Linked DNA regions of Homo sapiens: all the other regions are linked to region 1. Evidence: chromatin contacts called from ENCODE Hi-C data. All regions are on one chromosome and are shown on one strand. The core of a region is the stretch at or near the end of the contact, and the rest is flanking DNA. Distances in the headings are between cores, read along the strand shown. Region 1 holds the start of ZNF615 (zinc finger protein 615). Region 2 holds the start of ZNF416 (zinc finger protein 416). Region 3 holds the start of TRAPPC2B (trafficking protein particle complex subunit 2B). Region 4 holds the start of ZNF460-AS1 (ZNF460 antisense RNA 1).

Region 1 (3,958 bases), core at 1,011-3,510:
ATATACAGATCGAGTCAGTATTAAGAGCAGAACCTTTCTTGGGAACAATTTAACATTCTATTGAAAATTGCCAATAAAGGTATACCTGGTAACCCAAAACCCCATTCCTAAAACTTTCTTAAAAGGTAATATTGGCAAAAGTGTGCTATCTGACAGGTCATTTTTACTTTCTTCACTTGATTTTTCATAGGGAAAACACAGGTTTACATCAGAAAAATATTAGCATTCTACATTTAAAATAAAATTGCTGATGGTAGTTCAGTAATATAAGTTTACGGCTTTAAATGTTTTCATTAATAGAAAAAAGAGAGAAACCAGGCGGGAGGAAGGGAGAGAAAAAAATGAATATAAATACAAATTTTACAAAAGACAAAACCAAAAATAATCCTCAGAGATAATCGTGAGGAAAAGATGTTTAACTCCTCTTTTGGCCAACAAGTAAAGCGACACAAGTTATGCCAATCACACAATGAGCAAGAAGCAGAATCAGGGCTGAAAATCCACTTTTGTTTCACTTCAAAATCCACTTTTACTCTACTTTATACCGAACCAAAATTATCTGTAAATCAGATGCCTCCCTATTAAGTAAATAAATAAAGCAATTAAAGGGCTATTAGTAGAATTCTAGTTAATCATATACAGAATTATTTAGAGGAATGGTACTTATGTCTGTAACTTACTTTGAAATATACCAAAATCGACAACAAATAAGGAATGATTCACAAACAGAGGAATGGATGAATACTTAGAAAACCAGTAGAGCTGATCTAATACAATGTTAATGGTAAAAGCTAGGTGGTAGGCATATTGGTATTAACATTAAACTTCTTTCAATATTTCCATAGGTTCAAAAATTTTCACAAAATAATATGTTAGGCAGAGAGAAAAATATTGTAATACTAAGAATTAAGATGACCAAATATAAAATAAATATTTAAAATTAATTTATCTTTTGTTATAGATTATAAGGAAAGGGGAGTCAGAAAGCAATACACTGCAATAAAAGTAATAGTCTAGATTGAAGATTAAAGGCAGGAAAAACAAAATTCATGGATAAATGGATAATCATAAAATGTTCCTAAAAATAATACCTAAACATTTTAAAACATTTCACTTCTATCCAAATGTACGCATAAACTTAATGTGAATGCACTTATAGTACCACCGGCTCAAACAGTAAAAACAACTTCTAAATGTTTATTACATAATATAAAGCGAAAAAGATAATAGTACCATTTACATAATTTATCTGAATTATGAATATTAAGCACATAACATACACGTCTAAAATTGAAATATTCTGAAAATTTGACAAAGGTTATCTTTGAGTAACCGAGCTTACCATGGCAGAGATGTTATCTTACTTGTGTCAGAAAGAACCTGAAAAGAAATATCCAAGAGGATACGCTGGAAACTTGCAGGACAAAGGGTAGAAGCCGCATCTTAAATATAAAACATACTACTTTTAGGTATGCTAGATGACTGATCTCGCCAAAAACTTCCATTTCTGAGGATTCAAGACCAAGGGGTGATGGAAGGTGCCAAAGGGGATTTAAAAACCAGTCGTGGAGAAGGGTCTTGGGCAGAAGGGGAATGCTAATGAGCATCAATTCTGTTCCAGCAGCCAGGGCTGGGGCTAACCCATCACCTGCCATGGTTCCCAGGCCTCCAGAGCTGCAGCCCACATCGGAATCTGTGGCGCTACCACCACCGCCACCGGGATTAATTCCAAAACCTGGATCAGAAACCTCCGTACCTTAACCCCCAAGACAGTTCCTCAATCATTTAGTCCCAAACAAAACCTGAACCATAAACCGATTCGCTGACAAAACAAACCCTCCAGTTCGCAATCACTGAGCCCCGCCAAAGGACAACACCAAAGACACCAGAATGTGACTTGGGCACTCAGTAGCGGATCTCTAGAGATCTTTAACCACAAACTACACGAGGACCCTGTGACTGGTCCCAGAGGTACCCCGATCACACACACACACACCCTATCACGGACCTCTTGTAGTTCCCCTGCGATAGGAATCGGACCCACGCTAAGCTCCTGAAAGAATTCCACTGGCGTCGCCAAACGCTGGCGCCGACAGATACCAGTCCATCACCACTGTCCACGAACACGCCCAGCCACGGACAGAATTTCCTCCCCCGTCACCACAGCGACCACCCAGTGACTGAACTTACTTCCCAGAACTTGGTGGGCTCCGGCCTCATCTCTCGGCCTCCTCAGTGCCTGACGGCGACTATCCAGGGTCGGAGGCGTTCCCAGCGTTTGCGCAGATGCAAGATGGCCGCGCCCTCGTCGCCTTGGCTCCATGGGGGCCGCCATCTTTGAGTATCTGACGTACACAAGGCAAAGGGCGCGTTTTGGCGCTGGTGACCGGGGGTGACCGGGGGTGACCGGGGATGGCCGGGAAGATGAAAGAGCACTGAAACTGTCCCATTTCCTGGCACCTCAACCCTTCATAAATACGGGTCCATATACAGAGGCTCCAGTTTACACAAGACAAAAATGGCGTGGAGGTAAATCCCTTTCAGCAGCTGAATAGAAGGCTAAGATGGCCGCGACGTTTACACTTTGTACAAAGGTTAGGAAACAGTTCCTTGTGAGGGAAAAGGAGAACCGGCCGAGAGGGGACACTTCGGCCAAAGCCAGATTTCTAACAAAGTAGCTTGAAGCGCCTTTTGAACGCAGAAGAGGGCTGTTAGCTACGCTGACGGAACAGGGGTAGCAGTCACAGACTAGGTAATGAAAACGGTTGGAACGTGCCAAAATTATGTTGGGTGAAAGGCATGGGGAAAAGCCAGTAAAAGCCAGAAAGTATAGTTCCCAAGGCGGAGGGGAGAGCCTGGGACCCAGGTGGAGCCAAATATGAGGGCTGGACTCAGGAGAAGTGGCCAGAAATTAAGGGAACAGGACCACTTCAGTGAGAAAAAAAAGGTTGGGAAAGAGGCCGGGCGCGGTGGCTCACGCCTGTAATCCCAGCACTTTGGGAGGCCGAGGTGGGCGGATCACCTGAGAGCGGGAGTTCGAGACCAGCCTGACCAACATGGAGAAACCCTGTCTCTACTAAAAATACAAAATTAGCCAGGCATGGTGGCGCATGCCTGTAATCCCAGCTACTCGGGAGGCTGAGGCAGGAGAATCGCTTGAACCCGGGAGGCGGAGGTTGCTGTGGGCCAAGATGGCGTCATTGCACTCCAGCCTGGGCAACAGGAGCAAAACTCCATCTCAAAAAAAAAACAAAAGAAAGAAAGGTTAAGAAGGAGATCACGTTATACTACGTGTGCCAACCGCGAATAGTATGTGCAAAGTCATGGCAATGCTGAACTGTAAATATAAATCCAACCAAACTTCCTATATTAGAAGAATGAGAGAAAGGAAATGCCTGTGTGAATCTATGTGTGTGATATAGGTATCAGTATATAAATATACAGAGAAATTGTCAAACTATTTTTCAGAGTCAAGTTCGTGTTCCATTTGCTCTTCTCACCCTTGGTATATGAGAGTTTTTCTTTTTTTTTGTTTTTTTTTTGTCTCTTTTTGAGGCAAGGTCCACTCTGTTGCCCAGTCTGGAGTGCCTGGGGAGATCACAGCTCACTGTAACTTGGAACTCCTGGGCTCCTGAATAGCTGGGACTACAGGTGGGCACCACCACACCTGGCTAATTTTTTAATTTTCTGTAGAGACAAGGGTCTCACTATGATGCCCAGCTGGTCTTGAACTGGCCTCAAGCAGTCCTCCCACTTCATCCTCCAAAAGTGCTGGGATTACAGGTGTGAGCCACTTCACCCTTCACCCGGCCTATAAAGAGATCTGAAAAGAAATAAGAAAAAAGATGGGCGCGGTGGCTCATGCCTGTAATCCTAACACTTTGGGAGGCCAAAGCGGGAGGATTGCCTGAGTTCAGGAGTTTGAGATCAGCCTGGCCAACATGGCGAAACCCCATAG
Region 2 (3,958 bases), core at 939-3,438, 5.6 Mb after region 1:
CTCCCAGATGACCACCTGTGCCCCTCAACTTATCCACCTCCCTGAAATTCCTGACACCTCAAGGGTTGCCACAAAACCCTGGTAGATATATCCAGAGTGCTGAGTAAGCACTAGTTCTGGTCTCAGTGTCATCTTGTCTCAATTACTTCCAAGCATTGATCTCATGCCCACTCTTCTCCTAGATCCTTGGCCACTTGCCAGATCATCCTTGCTCTCACACCCTACCATAGCCACCTCTCTCCCATACCTGTCTTTGTGATTCCCACCATGACCAACCATGTCCCCAAGCAGGAGAGCCAGTAGTGACCCCCAACCTTCCTTCCCTGGGCTGGTAATAGCATTACCAAAGTGATCACGATTCCACCTCCTAATTGTGTCCCAAGCTATACCCCTAGGCAAGTAGTGGCCACCACCTTTTAAATGTCTCTATCCTGAATCCCTCAACACAGTTCTAGTCCTGTAGGATAAACTATCCACTTCATGTCTAAACTAACTGTTCTTTGAAACATCTCAGACTCTAAAAGATGTCCCATTGGGCCATGTTCAGATGATTTTTATTAAAAAATTTTAAAAATAAAGATGGTCCATATCAAAATTTCTGATTATCTCTAGAGATAACTGACTCTACTACCAACTTTACAATCCTCGCTAGTGGAGCTTCCATATTTCCAGCTGCTAAACCCAAACACCTTGCTTTTACCCCTAAATCCTACTTTTCTATCTCAAAATCCAGGCTTCCCTACTTAAAAAAACTGATCTAAAATCCAACTACCACCTCCACAGCCACCACACAAGTCCAGCCACCAGTAACACTCACCTGGACTACTGCAGCAGCCTTCTTCACTATCTTCCTATCTCATACCTCACACTCAGCCTGTTCTCTCAGCTTGGCCACACACAGGGAACCTGATGAGACCTGGATCAGATCACATACCTCCTCTGCCCCCAAACTGTCATTGCTCATCACACACTCCAGAAGAAACACCCGACAACTGACAGCCATTTTTTGTCTGATTCCTGCATCCCAGCTTTCAGTTCCCATGAGAAAGAAAACAGCTGTAGTTTCCTAAACCAGCTCAGCCTGACCTTCAAGCACTTGCTCATCTGGTATCTAAGCCTGAGACAACGTTCCACACCTTACTTTACTGGTTCCCAGCAATAGGAACCATTCTATACCAGCTTCCAGCCTGGATGTATGACCCTGGGACTGATGTTTGTTCAGGATTCCTAGAACCAAGGACCCAAAGAGTGCCAAGAGAAGAGTCCCAGAACACAATCTCAGAGACAAACACTGGGGTCAGCATCAGTGAGGGCCCGAAACACTCTCCACTCACCTGTGTAAAGCCCATAAGTTTAGCTTCTGCAGTCACGGGAACCTGCGGGAAGAGGAAGGCTATGAGAGGCAGGTAACTATGGTGGAAGCTCCATGGGCTGATGCCTCCTTGTTTCCCTGCGCAGCCCTGGAGCCAGGTGACTTGGTGATGACTAAATTATTATTGCTCCTCAGTTCCGTGTGACTCTTACCTGCTGTGGGACCTTGCACAAGGACTCAACTTCCCTGTGCCTCGGTGTTATCCCCCTTCCAGGCTGTTCCAACTCTGAGTAACTTTAGAAAAAATTTGAAAAGTCTAACTCAGACCATGTGCCTCGTCTGTTCACAACCACCCATGGCTCTCAGCGTCTTGAAAAGAAAGAGCCTCATTTTACCATTCGGGCGTGAACGTTACTGGCTCAATCGTCCCAGCAAGATTCACAGAAACCGGCCCCTCCGCCTGCCACACCCTCCACAGCCCACGACACCAGGCTTGTAAATGGGAGCCCCACCCGCGAGGGCCTCATAGTCCTGGACTCTAGGGTCGGGCTGCAGGGACGCAAGCAGGCGCCCCTCATGCAGGGTGTTGGATTTCCGGCGGAGAGGGCAGGTGAGGCCCGGGAGACGCAGCACTCACCGAAGTCGAATCCCTAAGCACGGCCGCCGCCATCGGATTGTGAGCGGAGCGGGGCCGGGAGCGGCGGGCGACCCGGGGCGGGAACCCAGGCACGGCTGCCACCAGCGCCAGCGACCCACCGGCTGATGCGCAGCGGGGCGACCCCCGCTCTGTGCCGGAGGCAGCGTTTCTAACTCAGGCGGCGTGGGCCGAGGTAGAGAACCACCAAAATTACCATCTCGGAGCGGTGCCGGAAGTCCCGCCTTACCGTATGCAACAAACGGAGACAGGTCCGTTCCTGAACGTTGATTGGCTCCGCGTCTTTGCAGCTTGGCGCTCGGCATTATGGGTAATGTAGTTCTCAGAAGCCCAGGGTTCCGGTGCCCTCCCTGAGATTCACCCGGAACAAGGGCTAAGCGGCCCGCGGAGGGCGCTAGGAAAAGGCGCGACACCAAGAGCGAGACAGGGACTTGCTGCTCCTTAAAGGGGCCGCTGGCCGATTTCCGCAGTCCCATACCCACTGAAGGGAGTGTCTGGGTTAAGATAAGAGGTTGTAGAGACCAAGGTTCTTATTAAGCAGATGAAGCTTTCACGCAGCAGGCTTCAGAGGGAATAGATTGTAAATGTTTCCTATCAGACTTTGAAAGGTGCCAGACTCTTAATTCTTTCCTGGACCATGAAAATAAAAAAACCCTGGAGAGGAAAGGGGATTCTCAGCAAAATGCAGATTCCACAAGACACACCTTTGCAGGGCCTCTTCAAAATATGTCAAATAAATAAAGTTTAGAGTAAAATACTTCAATTCCTTTCAGGGCCTGCTATCTGTCATGTAATGCTATACTACAATCAGGCTGGAATTCACTGTCTTATTGCTACAAGAAGTCTTAAAATCTCTGTTTTAATGTTAATGCTGGTCAGTTGTGCCTGAATTCCAAGGGGAGGAGGGCAAGTCTGACCCTCACTTCCCATCACGTCCTGAACTAGTTTTTCAGATTAACTTTGGAATGCCCTTGGCCAAGAGGAAGGATGCATTCAGATGGTTGGGGGGCTGGGAATTTTATTTTTGGTTTACACTTCTCATGCCTCTTGGAATCTCTGAACCACATACAACGGCCATTTGTTGAGTAAAAGCTTCCAATGCAGGAAACTGTCTCTTTCAGCCTCATGCTATACACCATTAAAACAGTAATTACTGGCAATAAGACTGGGCTTTCTTAAACATACAGGATCTCACAGACCATAAGCCTATGATCCTTCATACCAGCTGCCCATAATACTTTTGGTTTTGGAAGCAGCACCCCATAACCTCAGCATGGCTACCAAGGCCTCCTTAAGACAGGGTAGAATGAATAAGATCTAGTATTTGATAGCACAGTAGAGAGACTACAGTCAACAGTAATTTATTGTACATTAAAAACAACTAAAAGAGTATTATAACTAGAATGTTTGTAACACAAAGAAATGATAAATGCTTGTGTACCCTGATATGATTATTACACATTGTATGCCTGTATCACAATATCTCACGTATCCCATAAATATACATACATACTATGTACTCATAAAACTAAAAATTTTAAAAGACAGATAAATGGCAAGCAGGTAGATGAAAACATGCTTAACATCATTGATCACTATAAAAATGCAAATCAAAACTACAATGAGATATCATCTCACTCTAGTTAAAATGACTTTTATGCAAAAGACAGGGAATAATGAATGCTGGCCAGGACAGAGAGGAAAGGGAAACTTCATACGCTGTTGGTGGGAGTGTAAATTAGTAAAGCCACTATGGGGAACAGTTTGGAGGTTCCCCACAGAAGTAAAAATAGAATTACCATATGATACAGTTTACACCACCCAGAAAAGAAATCAGTATATCTAATAGAGATCTGCACTCCCATGTTTATTGCATCACTATTCACAACAGCCAAGATTTGGAAGCTACCTAACTGTCCATAGATAAATGGATAAAGAAAATGTGATGCATATACACAATGGAGTAGTATTTAGCCATAAAAAAAGAATGA
Region 3 (3,958 bases), core at 744-3,243, 5.4 Mb after region 1:
TGTGTCCAGGTTCCAGCACAGCCAGTCTCAACTTCATTCTTTGACTTCTCAGACTCTTGCTCAAACTCTACTGTAACCTTGCTTTTTCCCCCCTTCACATGTCACAGAGAGATTTCTGTAGGACTATTTCTGCCACTAGTTTTGAAATAACATAATCACTGTTAGTCCAAACTGCACCATCCTGTAAGCCCCCTGCCATCTCACAGACCTTGGTCAGAGTGAAGCATTCCACGGAGTGAGGGCCTTGAGAAACATCCTGCCCAACTGCCTGACTTTCTTATCACATCGTTCTGGGAAAAGATCCAAGGAAGGTCACTATCACATCCTGCCGGATAAAAGGCCAAACTGCCTCAGGAACATCTTACGCACATCCTTTGGCCGGGTGCTGTGGCTCACGCCTGTAATCCCAGCAATTTGGGAGGCCGAGGCGGGCGGATCACCTGAGGTCAGGAATTCCAGACTGGCCTGACCAACATGGTGAAACCCTGTCCCTACTAAAAATACAAAAAAATTAGCCGGGCGTGGTGGCACGCGCCTGTAAAGCCAACTACTCGGGAGGCGGAGTTCAAGAATCGCTTGAACTCCGGGAGGCGGAGGTTGCAGTGGGCCGAGATCACGCCATTGCACTCAAGGCTGGGCGACAAGAGCGAGACTCCTCCAAAAACAAAAAAAAACCCACCATCCTCCTGGGCAGCAAGTCATACCCTCCCGCCGCGCCCCCTGCCCCCCACCCCTGACCCCTCTCATCCAGGCCTATAATTGCCCCAGCCTGTAAGCAGTGAGGGGTTCTGGCACTAAGCTAGTTCTCCCCATCACAGGTCTCGTGCTGGACATAAAACCTGCATTGCTGTAGAGCTGCCAACTCTGCCTTTCTTTAACCCTCGCCTTCCCTTCAAAACCTAACAGTTATTATTAATAGATTTCTGTAATTTTCATTTCACAAGTATTTTCACAGATAATTTCAACTCCCTGTAAAATGATAACTCACTTCTCAGGAAGGAGATAAGATCATGAAAGTTCACAGTTTTTATTGGGGATAATACGTTCCCTGTGTACATATACTCCAACTATGGAATGGCACAAAATGTCCTGTCAGGAAATGGCATGTATCAGTCACTCTCATTTTCAGACAGGATTGAGACTTTTAAAATAAATGTAAAATATTTCAGACATGAAGTAATAAGTATTATTAGAATAAAAGCATTGCACTCTTGGTAGGAACACAATCACTGACTCTACAGACAGTAATGATGTTTTCTTCTGGATCCAGAGGCACAGCGTCACCCTTTCAATCTACGTCGGTATCTCCTGTCTTCTTTTGTGCAAATTCCCAGCCATGTAGTCTTTCTTTGTTCTCTTGGACCAACCATATTGAAGCTTAATAAATAGAAGTCAAAGTTTAACTGTATGTGTATTTGAAAAGCAACATATGGCTGAGAGGCATGAGTAGAGACAGAGTGCCTTTGTGGTATAGTGTGTCCCTTTGGCGGTGTAGCCGTTGAGAACTTGCTGTGCTTCACAATCCGATATCATAGGTCCCTCACATTTCTGTGAGTATCCTAGACCTTACTTCAAGAAAATCTGGTTATGTCGCCTTTAAGAGCAACCCAAGCCCCGTCCTGTCCGTGGAGTCCGGCACTCTGTTTACCAGCTCCCCTGACGGTGCCACTGAGCCTCTATCCGCCATATAAGGACTGACCAACGCTCTAAGGCAAGTCCAGAAGCGGTGTCGAAACTTCATAACCCAGAAGACACTGCGGTTCTCGGCAGCGCGACTGACCCAATGAATGTGCAGGAAGGAACCTTTGCGTGCGTGCGTGCGTGCGTGCGTCCGTCCTCGTGCTCGCGCATCGTAGGAGGGCGGGACTTCCGGCGTCCTCTTGCCGTGGTTGATTTGATTTTCTCTGGTGTTTTCACTAGTTCCGGCCTTTGGCGCTCTATGACGTCACCGAAGTGACGGAGCGGAAAAGCGCGAGAAGCGGCTTGGTTCCTTGTACGCAGAGGCGGTAGTGACACAGGCACAACTGACAGTGGCAGAAGCTCAGCTGACAAGGACTGGGGACGGCGGTGTCCTTGTCTTGCCTTTGTCGCCCCCGCCCCTCTCTTCCCTGGCTGGACTTGCGGAGTCCCCGCCGAAGAACCCGAGGTGGGTGCCCCGTCCCAGGCCCCCCCCCACCTCCGCCCGACCCCTCCTTCCAGTGCTGAAGCCCATAGAAGGGGCCCTGCAGGTCAGGCCCCTTGTCTCGAAGAGAGGGGCGTTCCTGTGTGGGGTCCCCGTATCAGCTGGTTTGATGCAGCCTCAGAGCTCCCTTCGGGGATCTCAGGTTCAGAGCATGGAGGTGCTGCCAAGTGGGCCGCGTCGGGGAGCCCGGAGTGTGGGTTGTTTCTGCGGGAAAGAGAGGGTTTTGTGAATTTTCTCTTGGAATGGCAGCCTGAGCAGCCGGTATAACCATGGAAGGTTGTCAAGGGAAGACCAGTGGGAGGGGCAGGTCCAGAGTTAGAACGAGCAGGATGGGGAATTGACACAGAGAGACCCAGAAGAGGCCACTGCAGTGGATCCCAGAGGCTGCACCAGAGCCGTGGTATAAGAGGGACAATGTGATGGGATTCTGGATAGACCTGGAAGATAGAGCCAACAGGTTTTCCTGCCGTATCAGATATGTCTGTGAGCAAAAATAGGGAGTGAAGGGTCATTTTTTTTTTTTTGCCCGAACATCTGAAAGAATGAAGTTGGGGAAGTCAGCAGCATGAGAAGTAGGTTTCATGGAGAAGATCATGGGTTGGAGTTTGGCCAGTGTGATTCTCAGGCGTCTCAAGTTGAAAATGTCACATGGGTAGGGGGACAGAAAGGTGTGGAGTCTACAGAGGAGAACTGGTGTAGATTCTTCAAAAGAATAGAGGGTGGCCGGGCGTGGTGGCTCACGCCGGTAATCCCAGCACTTTGGGAGGCCAAGGCGAGCGGATCACAAGGTCAGGCGTTCAAGACCAGCCTGACCAACATGGTGAAACCCCGTCTTTAGTAAAAATACAAAAATTAGCCGGGGGTGGTGACGCGCGCCTGTAATCCCAGCTATTCGGGAGGCTGAGGCAGGAGAATTGCCTGAACCCAGGAGGTGGAGATTGCAGTGAGCCAAGATCGCGCCATTGCACTCCAGCCTGGGCGACAGAGCGAGATTCCGTGTCAAAAAAAGGTGCGGAGCGCGGGTCTCTTCCGCGGAAACTGACATTGCGTTTCCGTTGTCGGCCTCCCGCTGCAGGAGCCATATATTGAAGACCATGTCTGGAAGCTTCTACTTTGTAATTGTTGGTCACCATGATAATCCAGTTTTTGAAATGGAGTTTTTGCCAGCTGGGAAGGCAGAATCCAAAGACGACCATCGTCATCTGAACCAGTTCATAGCTCATGCTGCTCTCGACCTCGTAGATGAGAACATGTGGCTGTCGAACAACATGTACTTGAAAACTGTGGACAAGTTCAACGAGTGGTTTGTGTCAGCATTTGTCACCGCGGGGCATATGAGGTTTATTATGCTTCATGACATAAGACAAGAAGATGGAATAAAGAACTTCTTTACTGATGTTTATGATTTATATATAAAATTTTCAATGAATCCATTTTATGAACCCAATTCTCCTATTCGATCAAGTGCATTTGACAGAAAAGTTCAGTTTCTTGGGAAGAAACACCTTTTAAGCTGAATGGAGAAAATTCCAAAATAAATTATATCACCACAATGGTGTATACTCAGGAATGTGTACATTGTAAATTACTTGATTAAATAGCCTGGAAATCTTTTGTGTATTCTCAGCTTATCTAAACTTAATGAAATTTCTTTTATATTTAAAAATAGTACATTCTGTCTCATGTCACATATCAGTAGATCAATTAGTATTTCCTTGTGAACAATGTTATTTATAAAGAACTCATTATCAATAATAATTAATTTCTTTCTTTTTT
Region 4 (3,958 bases), core at 958-3,457, 5.3 Mb after region 1:
CAATCAGTGCTGCAGTCTATTTCCTTTGAGTCAGGGGGGTCTCCTCAGCATTGTCCCTTTTGTGGTTTGCGAGAAAAGTGTTACCCGACCCCACCACTTACCCAAAGTTAGCCTTTGGGTCACGGGTTCCTGCAGTATAGTCTCTTCTGTAGTGGCCAGGAATGTGTTACAGGAAAGGGGTCCCAATCCATATCCCAAGAGAGGGTTCTTGGATCTCGCACAAGAAATAATTCAGGGCGAGTCCACAGTGCAAGTGAAAGCAAGTTTATTAAGAAAGTAAAGGAATAAAGAATGGCTACTCCATAGACAGAGCAGCCCCAAGGGTTGCTGGGTGCCCATGTTTATGGTTATTTCTTAGTGACTTGCTAAACAAGGGGTGGATTGTTCATGCCTCCCCTTTTCAGACCACATAGGGTAACTCCCTGACATTGCCATGGCATTTGTAAACTGTCGTGGCACTGATGGGAGTGTAGCAGTGAGGAAGACCAGAGGTCACTCTTGTCACCATTTTGGTTTTGGTGGTTTTGGCCAGCTCCTTTACTGCAACCTGTTTTATCAGCAAGGTCTTTATGATCCGTATTTTGTGCTGACCTCCTATCTCATCCTGTGACTCAGAATGCCTTAACTGTCTGGGAATGCAGCCTAGTAGGTTTTAGCTTCATTTTACCCAGCTCCTATTTAAGATAGAGTTGCTCTGGTTCATATGCCTCTGAAAAAACCATTTAAATTTAATTATAAGAGTCTGGCCAGAGGGGGTGGCTCACGTCTGTAATCCTAGCACTTTGGGAGGCCGAGGTGGGTGGATCACCTGAGGTCGGGAGTTTGAGACCAGCCTGAACAACATGGAAGAACCCTGTCTCTACTAAAAATATAAAATTAGCCAGGCGTGGTGGCGCACACCTGTAATCCCAGCTACTCAGGAGGCTGAGGCAGGAGAATCGCTTGAACCCGGGAGGCGGAGGTTGCAGTGAGTGGAGACTGTGCCACTGCTCTCCAGCCTGGGCAACAAGAGTGAAACTCCATCTCAAAAAAAAAAAAAAAAAAAAAAAATTTAAGAGTCACAAATATGTGAAAAAGAGAATGATGTCTTTATCAATTTTCAAAAATTACTATTGCCAGTGATGAATAACAGTGTTCCTTGCACACTAATTTAGCCAAAAATATTTCTCCAAAAGTACCGCATCGTGTAGGAAATTGACTCCATCTCCATTCCTTGACTATTTTCAATCTCAAAATTAAATCTCTTGGAGAGTACTTTCTGCACACCTTTCTATTTCCTTAACCATATATATCGTCAAACCATTGAAAGCTGGACTTTATTCTCTCACTTTCATAGTCATGAAAAGAAAAAAAAAAAGTTACTGATGGGGACTCCTAAGACTTCGCATAATATAATCTTTGCATAGTCTAGGATTGTTAAAATTCCTAACAAGACTTTATAAACTCTCCTGTCTGCAACCAGTTAATGCTGGGTTGGGCCAGGGTTCCCCTCTTTCCCGTCACTTATCCATCTACGCTCATTCTTTTCATAGCCTCACCCAATATCATGACTTGAAGTAACAGTTTACAGTAATAACTCCCAAATTTATATATCCACGCTCGAACCCTCTGCCAATGTTGAATCATAGGTTGAGTATATGGCACTACGCTTTGTGGTCTTACTGACGTTTCAAACTGATCATGCTTGAAATGGGAGTACTGGGCTTCCCGGCAAGCCTGCTCCACTAGCAGCCTCCCCACCTCAGGGTACGGGAAGTCCACACGTGGCGAACGCGAAGCCTATTACATCACCCGGAAGTCCCTGCATCCTACGAAGGCTGGGCCCGGCCAAAGGAGGCCCAATAGAGGGCGGTCTGTCCTTTCCCAGCAGGCTGGGCACACTGTCAGGCGTCCTCCTTTGGGTGGCTATTTTAACTGCTCATTTATCCTTTTCTTCTATGAAAAGATCCAGAAAAGAGGCAAAGCAAGCGAGAAGTCGCGGGCCCAGCCCACAGCAGGGTAAGCACCTTTGTTCGGGGTCTGAATCGGGGCGAATATCCCCGCCTCCTGACCTCGATTTTCCTGAGCTAGAAGGGACCTTTCGACCCTCCGACTTGTGCCTATACTAAGGCGGTGGCCCTAAGACGACGCGGGGGTTCTGGTGCGCACTTACGTGCAGTCGGATGCGCTGGGTGAGTTCCCACACCCGGTAGATGTAAGGGAAAAACTGCATTACCCAGAAGGCACTGCCCCTTGCGTCGGCCGCGGACTCTGGGCCATTGACGACCCAGGACAGGAGAGTTTTCTGCGGGCCAGGGCGGCGGAGGCGGGACTTCCGCTTCTTCGTGTGACGTCATCTCCGTGGGCCGGTTTGGCCCTGAAACAGTGTGGGGCCTAGAGCGCTGGGTGGGCGCGTTCTGCGGCCTGAGCAGGGACGGGTAGTGAAGCGGTTACGCCCCTTCTTCGCGTCTTGGCGGGAGCCTGACGCCCCGCTTCTCCCCTAACGAGGTGTCCCACCGGCGCCCGCCGAGGCCTAGGCCTCCGCAGCCGCCCTCCGTCTCCTCAGCCCCGACGCTGCGCCTTGGGCCTTGTGCGCATTTTTTTCGGGGGAAAACTGAGGCTCGGAGTGCGAAAGTCAGCCGAGGTCGCCCCGCCCAGGACAGAGAAGGGCTGTGGTCGGCTGATCCGCGGCATTCCCGGGATGGCGGCGGCGTGGATGGCTCCGGCGCAGGTGAGTGGACGAGGTTTCGGCCTTGCTGCTGCTGTGCTATTTCTAGAGGCCTCGTGGGCAGGCTGGAAGCCAAGACAGCCACAGGATTTTTCTTTGTCGCCATCGTTTATTTAAGAGAAATGGCCGTGGCTTGTCATTTCCTTTATCCGCAGTCCTGCAACAGTGTTGGCCTCTGATAGGTGTTCAGTCCGTGGTTGAAGGAGTGATGCTTCCTTCTAGGGATCTCATCACACTTCCCCTAAATCCAACCTTCTCTGTTGCCTGCCAGCCCGTACCCCATCCACCTGGCCAACCACCCCTGACCTTGTCTGTTTGCATTTTTCCCTGGTCCTTTGCTCTTCAGAGCCACCAACCTGACCGTGCAGTCCTCTTCCATTTTCCAGGCTTTCTCCTTGCACTTCCTTTTACTTCGAACACTGCCCCTGTAACTTTGCAGGGCCTCCCTTTCACATCCTTTTGGCATCTGTCCAGGTGTCACCTATTTGGAGGTGCCTTTTTTGGCAATTCCGGCTAAAGTGGCACCTTACACCCTTGCCCAGAGTCTGGTATTTTTGTGTAGATAATCTGATGGTATTAAAGAAGCTTGTGGATTTGAGTTTGTCAAGGATGTAATGGGAACAAAGAAAAATAATTGCAAAGAATGATATTAACTGTCATTGAGTCCTTGCTGTGGGCTGATCGGTGAGTATTATTTAACCCTCAGTTCGTTTAACCCTGAAATTTTTTTTTTTTTTTTTTTTTTTTTTTGAGACGGAGTCTTGTTCTGTCGCCCAGGCTGGAGTGCAGTGGCGTGACCTCGGCTCACTGCAACCTCCGCCTTTTGGGTTCAAGCGATTCTCCTGCCTCAGCCTCCTGAGTAGCTGGGACTACAGGTGTGCGCCACCACGCCTGGCTAATTTTTGTATTTTTAGTAGAGACGGGGTTTTACCGTGTTGGCCACGCTGGTCTTGAACTCCTGACCTCAGGTGATCCACCCATCTGGGTCTCCCAAAGTGCTGGGATTACTCTTTAGAATTAGGTTCTGTTGTCATCATTGTTTTACACAAGAGCAATTTGAGGGTCACATACGTCCAATTACCTGCCTTACATCACTGTAGCTCTTAAGTTTCTTAAGTCAGAAACTAACAACTGGTGTGTCTAACATCATAGCCTGTGTTTTTACCCTCTTCTTTACCCGCAGTGGTTAGGGAGGCCTGGGGGTGAGACCTAAAGTAACCTTTGCAAGATGAGGCCTCCTTCTAGCCAGTG

Evidence for each region. Hi-C counts contacts between places; a loop is a spot of excess contacts on that map. Pooled maps may share reads with other maps.
Region 2: a pooled map shows a loop between it and region 1 (3-fold over the local background). The contact joins the promoter of ZNF416 here to the promoter of ZNF615 in region 1. A Hi-C loop is called at or near these places in 3 of 50 pooled maps.
Region 3: a loop to region 1 is called in a pooled map, with 9 times the contacts of the local background. The contact joins the promoter of TRAPPC2B here to the promoter of ZNF615 in region 1. A Hi-C loop is called at or near these places in 2 of 50 pooled maps.
Region 4: a loop to region 1 is called in a pooled map, with 10 times the contacts of the local background. The contact joins the promoter of ZNF460-AS1 here to the promoter of ZNF615 in region 1. A Hi-C loop is called at or near these places in 4 of 50 pooled maps.

What each region holds. Positions count from the first base shown.
Region 1 is chr19:52,005,951-52,009,908 of GRCh38, forward strand. ZNF615 (zinc finger protein 615) reads right to left here and starts at 2,261. Exons shown (of 7, transcript NM_001199324.2): 1 at 2,191-2,261; 2 at 1,343-1,380. It overlaps LOC124904755 (a long non-coding RNA gene), which reads left to right and starts at 2,348. Exons shown (of 2, transcript XR_007067321.1): 1 at 2,348-2,529. RefSeq lists enhancers at 2,022-2,631, 2,692-2,771.
Region 2 is chr19:57,576,723-57,580,680 of GRCh38, forward strand. It overlaps ZNF416 (zinc finger protein 416), which reads right to left and starts at 2,189. Exons shown (of 4, transcript NM_017879.3): 1 at 1,950-2,189; 2 at 1,335-1,376. The coding sequence starts at 1,982. RefSeq lists a silencer at 1,879-2,098.
Region 3 is chr19:57,361,558-57,365,515 of GRCh38, forward strand. TRAPPC2B (trafficking protein particle complex subunit 2B) reads left to right here and starts at 1,994. Exons shown (of 2, transcript NM_001355204.2): 1 at 1,994-2,146; 2 at 3,258-3,848. The coding sequence starts at 3,277. The coding sequence ends at 3,699. ZNF547 (zinc finger protein 547) reads left to right here and starts at 1,994. Exons shown (of 4, transcript NM_173631.4): 1 at 1,994-2,146. RefSeq lists enhancers at 1,547-1,626, 1,667-2,046.
Region 4 is chr19:57,278,127-57,282,084 of GRCh38, forward strand. ZNF460-AS1 (ZNF460 antisense RNA 1) reads right to left here and starts at 2,208. Exons shown (of 3, transcript NR_136529.1): 1 at 2,153-2,208. ZNF460 (zinc finger protein 460) reads left to right here and starts at 2,359. Exons shown (of 3, transcript NM_006635.4): 1 at 2,359-2,710. The coding sequence starts at 2,681. RefSeq lists enhancers at 1,555-2,494, 1,609-2,200, 1,618-2,817, 2,201-2,792, 3,721-3,840 and a silencer at 3,215-3,264.